2 separate regions of the Homo sapiens genome follow, and region 2 is linked to region 1. Evidence: chromatin loops called from intact Hi-C (ENCODE). Cell type or tissue: Caco-2. All regions are shown on one strand. Each heading gives the region's core, and the rest is flanking DNA. Links, peaks and the distances in the headings are about the cores only. Region 1 overlaps EYS (eyes shut homolog). Region 2 overlaps EYS (eyes shut homolog).

Evidence for each region. Hi-C counts contacts between places; a loop is a spot of excess contacts. Peaks named below come from ENCODE experiments on the same cell type or tissue, not always from the same donor. Only the 100,000 strongest peaks of a DNase experiment are listed, where the experiment ranks them.
Region 2: it touches region 1 in a loop (18-fold over the local background); 3 of 110 quality-filtered maps call a loop at or near these places.

The regions. Positions count from the first base shown.
Region 1 is chr6:64,503,816-64,506,647 of GRCh38, reverse strand. All of the region lies in intron 26 of EYS (eyes shut homolog), which reads left to right. Among named protein-coding and RNA genes, the nearest start is that of SCAT8, 700 kb to the right of the region's middle. In Caco-2, for the core only: a CTCF peak has its summit at 1,145 (motif pointing right); no DNase peak of the experiment used is centred there.
Region 2 is chr6:64,279,005-64,281,836 of GRCh38, reverse strand. The region is part of intron 30 of EYS (eyes shut homolog); the gene reads left to right. Among named protein-coding and RNA genes, the nearest start is that of SCAT8, 470 kb to the right of the region's middle. In Caco-2, for the core only: a CTCF peak has its summit at 1,050 (motif pointing left); no DNase peak of the experiment used is centred there.

The DNA.
Region 1 (2,832 bases), core at 57-2,556:
GGCCACCATGCCCGGCCTAGGTAAGGCAGTTTTAAATTAGTTAAACGTAGGAAGTAAAGCTACTTTGAACTGATCCTTTGACAAGACATTCACTTCTCAGCAGAGTGCTATGAGGGACTAATAAATTATTAAATTTTATTGTGCTAAAACTAAAGTGAATTTCAAATGTGAATAACAAAAATTTGTCCCATCCAAAGCGTAAGTGTACATGTTTCTTCCTTTAATGTTAGATTAGAACTAACTCAGTGTTATCATTAAGCTATCACATTTAGGAAATACTTGCTCTTCAAACCAAACTTTTTTTTAAATTTAACTTTTTCAGCCAAGTTTAATTCAGGATAGATGAATAGTGGGCATAGAGTGGTAAAATATATGTCTCTTTCATAATGAAAATATTAATTTTACAGTAAATTTACTGACTATGTTAAATGCAATGTCCCATAACCAGAATTTCTATAATTCACTTACATCAGTTTTAAAATACAATTTTATACAGTATACTGTATTGGGATACTTTTATACACATTTTTTCAATTTTCATAATTCTATGAAAGAATAATTTCTGTCTAACAGATGAGGAAGTAAGATTTTCAGGAGATTGCATGACTTTCCCAATTATACTGTGAATGAGGTGCGAAGGTGATGTTGAAAGGACCACATTTCCTGATTTCAAAGCTGTCACTTATTTCAACCTGCCGTAGGCTCCTGCATAGCTGTGATTCTCAAGCATATCAGCATACTGAGGTGCCTTCAACAATGCCAAATAACACTTTAGGTTATTATTATTTCTATTGTACCAAAAAGCAAGTTCAGATCATAAGTGTTGATAATTGAAGTTTTTATGTGATTATAGTTCATGGTGCAGACTGAATTGTCCATAGATTACCTTTAATATTTAGATTCTTAAAGTTGGGAAGAAATCCCAGAAGGTTAAAGAGTTTAATTGATATGTATATCATTTTTTTAAAGCTGCATTTAGACAATTTCCCTGTACATGACAACTCAATGCTTGTATATTTCTGAAACCACAAAAAAATAAAAAGACAAGTGGACATAACAAGGAGAATGCATTTTGCCATTGCCGTCTTCCAAAATAAGACTGGCAGCCTGCCTGAGTGGGCTGCAGGCCTCCTCTAGGGGGCGCATCATTGAGGGTGAGCCGGTGGCTGTGAGCATCTTTTAAGGTCATTTCCATGTGAATAGGCCTGAAATACGAAAGCAGTGTTAACCTAAAAGTTTCCAAATAAATATGGGTTCATTTACACTCAACATATTTCCAAAACATATTTGAGGTGGCCTATGATAAAAGCTACAAAAGAGTTAACATCAATATAATGGAAACAGAAAATAAAAGCCACAAAAAGGAAGAAGCATGCATGCCAACTGTGAGGAACACATATAATTATTGCATAGCTCTGAATTGCCTAGCCTTCAGGAAAAGGAAAAAGTTATGGGAATGTCAATATCCAAAAGAGGAATCAATGGTAAAATATATCTGAACTCCAACATTATTCTGTATCTCTACCCTTAGACTCTTGCAGCCTCATAACTAAGCATTCGACTCAACAGATAGTAATTAAGCATATGCTATTTGTTTGAATCTGTTCTACATCCTGGTAATACAGGAATTTTCAAAGCACAATAACAGTCTATTCCATTATAAAATTCACAAACAGTTCATCTCATAAATCTGACCATGTTGTTCGCCTTAAATTTAAGTTCATTATGGACCCTTCCTCATCCACAGAGTAAAACTTACTGTGGAGCTTAGCATCCCAAGTTTTTTACGACCTACCCTGAGAGATCCTTTTCAACCTCAGCTCCTGCTAGTGTTTCTTACTAGCCACATGGAACTTCTCTCTCTCAACTGCACATAACTTTTCTCACTGTTTACTTTTCACATCTGTGCTGTTGCCAAAGCTCTAATATCTGTCCCTAAGGCCCTTTCCTGTTCTTCTACATACAAATATTTACTTATGATGAAACACCTTGCCAAATGCCACTTCTTGCTATAGACTTCTTCCTGAGTCTCCAGTCTTCCCTGGCTCCTCATAGCGTCAGCTTTTCCTATATCTTTCTGTGACTTGACAGTGAGTTTTCTGACAGCAGTAGTGAATGTCCAGCATCCAGAACAGACTCTGGCCCCCATGGTAGTCGGCCAATATTTCTTTGATAAATAAATGAACAAAGAATGAGCAGTGACTCTTCAACAAAAGTATTTTTTCTTCATGCTAAATTCTAGCAAAACATTGTCAGATGGGTTCTTATATTTGGGCCATTCATCATCATAACAGAAGTGTCATTGGTAAGTTTTCCTAAAATGTTAGGGTGATTTTCAAATATCCTAATTTTATAAAAGTCCTCTAAAACTTGAGGGAATAATTATAAAAGCAAGGATGATGATCATTCTGAGGGCTGAGATAATGAATTTCAAGAATGTACCATTTCAGAGATCTAATCAGCTATAAGGCTAGAACTCAATGTATCAGGAGGAAGGGATGGATGTCAAGGCCCTTCTTTTAGTCTCCTCTCACACTGTTATAGGGAACTACTTGAGACTGTGTAATTTATGAAGAAAATAGGTTTAGTTGACTCACAGATCCACAGGCTGTACAGAAGCATCACTGGGAGCCCTCAGGAAACATACAATCATTGTGGAAGGTGAAGGTGAAGCAAGTCACATCTTACCGTGGTGGAGCAGGAGAGAGAGAGAGCCAAGGGGGATGTGCCACACACTTTTAAACCATCAGATCTTGTGAGAACTCACTGACTATCATGAGTACAGCAAGGGAGAAATCCTCCCCCAGGGTCCAATTACCTCCCACCAGGCCC
Region 2 (2,832 bases), core at 20-2,519, 220 kb after region 1:
CTCTTCCTTCTTCTATTAATACATTGCTGCTAAAACAAGTCATTTACATTGAAAATCATGCCATATATGCACAATAATTAATATGAAAAATCCAGATGATTTTTATGGTGGTTCATTATGCCTTTTATGATGTGTGGACTAGAAATGACCAGACATTACCCTAATCTAAATAGAATTTCAATTCTTTGCTTAAAAGATTTTCAGCCATTGAAAGTCACCTGTGTTTGGTTTGAAAATGTCAAGTCAATGTTTATCAGTGCTTTAATAGTGAGGGATAATTGAGCTAAACTTGAACATAAATTTAAAAAATTCTGTCAGTCTTTACTATAAATACTTGCCTATCCTGATTTGGTCTTTAATTAAATTTACAGATTTGTTAGGTATTCATAATCCACATATAATAGTTTAAATGATGCAATTCATTTCGAAAGTATTTCTTTTACTATGCTTTTAAAACATATGAGAGTGCTGATTTTGACTTCCATACTTGACTCTCACCTTAGCACTACTCATTTCTCACAGTTTAATAAGATACAAGTGGTCACTCACTTTTGAGATTATTTTGAGCTGCTATATTTGAGATTTTTTTGAAAGATGCATTAAGTCATAGATAGAATTTACATAATTATACAAAACCCTTCTGATCAGAGATTAACTGACTATAACAATGGTAAAGCCAATTAAAGGATTGCAGTGTCCAGGCATTAAGTATATCAATTTTTGTTTATATTTTGAATATTAGGGCAGAATGCTTTAAATAATTCCATAGCAGAAACATACATTGTCCTTCATGAGCCCTTGACTGGAAAAGTTAATAAAAATATTCCTATCCACAACCATAGTTAGTTGCTGCAGAAAGACAGATACTTTTACCAACAAAGGAAACATTCATTTCCAAAAAACTGCATATAAATATTTTACATAGTTACCTAATTTTCTCAAAGTTTAAATTGATTATAAATAGTTTATGTGCTTTTTCTGCATCTGAAACCTGCAGAACTCCTTAATGAAATCTTGCTTAAGCCTTCATCAATAAACCAAACCTGATGCACAGTACAGCAGTGCCCCCTGGAGCTAGATGACTTTACCAATTGGCATTTTCTAGCTGTTTTATTTGATTAGAATTACAAAAGGAGTGATTAAAGTTCACAGGCTCCATTTCTTGCAATCTAGAGAATAATGCAATGATAACTAGAGATTCATATTCACAGGGTTTTATTTTACTTTAAATGCCTTTCCCTAGACCTATTTTATACGGTGTTGTACACAAATAGAACCATCTGTATAAATTTATGGTGGAGTTTTTCTTTAGCACGTGATTTAGATTTTTCTTCATTTGCAGTTATGAATGAAGTCACACATCTACAAGTTTGACTCAAACGGCCTTAAGCACATGTATAGTATTTGCATAGTCTAGAAATCATAAGAATAATAGAATTTTTGAGCTGGAAAATACCTCAGAGATCATCTACTAACATACTCTTTTCTTATCTAGGTGAGGTTAAGTCACCTGCCTGCAGTCACACAATCTTTTTCATGATGAAACCAAAGCAGTGTATTTGTTCACAGGATGATCGATAACTAAAAATGCAAATGCCAGGGTTACACTAGATAATACATTTATTTTTATCTATAATGACATATACATTCCTAATTTATTTACTTGATATTTTTATTTAAGAATACATGCTTACATTTCTACCAACAGTTATGTCATTTAGAATAACTGTAATTTATACGTGAGAGAGCAACAGTGTGATTTGTATAACTTCTAGACTAAAAACATGACATAATGGGCAACAATTGACAATCTTTTCTTTCTCTGCATACTGCCGTGTCCAGTGAATCATGCCCTAGTTTCTGGAGCACCAAAGAAATAAAGAACCAAAGCAAGGAAGGGATTAAATCCAGGCCAAGTCAGTCTTAATTATTTAATTTGATACAGTTGTTGAAACGTGAACTGTAATCTAAAATATGTGATTCTGCAGGCCTTGGTATAGGAGTACAAGCTGCTTAGATTGTAGAGAAATCAAGAATGAAGAGAAGAAAGAAAAGAGACAAAAGGACAAAAGAGAAAAAGGAACAACAGGCTGCTTCTCTGTGTGGTGGGAGACAGTAATTTGAATATACTACAGGACATAAATACTTCTCGTTAGTATTCCTCCGCCTAAGGATAAAATTTAGCTGGAAAAATAAACTATCCATTCCTCCAAGACCTGCGTGTTAATACAGTAATGCATATCTGGAAGTCAGATACTTCCAAGACGTAGGAAATGAAGCTGAGAGCCATGTCCCTGCTGTCTTTCCTAAGGCAACAGCCATCATTTTCACCTTACCCTTACAAGTGGATAGAAAGGTCTCTAGAGAGGTATGGGAAGTAGCTACAGTAAACAGGAATGTGGTCATGGCCTTTATTCCTCAACCCTGACTATAAATTTTCTGTTACAAAAAATAAAAATAAAAAAGGAGATCCATTTGTTTTGGCTTCAGGCTGATGTAAGCTTCATTCTTGTGTTAAAATGCTACCTGTCCCTTTGGGAATCCACAATGTATATATTACAAATATTCTTTTTGCTGAGTAAAAACAGCAGGCTTTTTCATAAAATCATCTCAAGTTATTAATGTTTCTTTTACTGTATTTATTTAAAGCAAAAGCTATTCAATGTATAAGAAATCATAAGTACTTTTTAATTTTTTATTCTACCAAAAGCAAAAACAAATATGAAGTTTTATGTGTAAGTTAACAGGAAAATTAAAAGGCAAACAAAAAGGGTTGGAAGATGGCAGCATGTTTTTGTAGTAGTGAAAATGTATTAGTAAAGATTTTGGTTG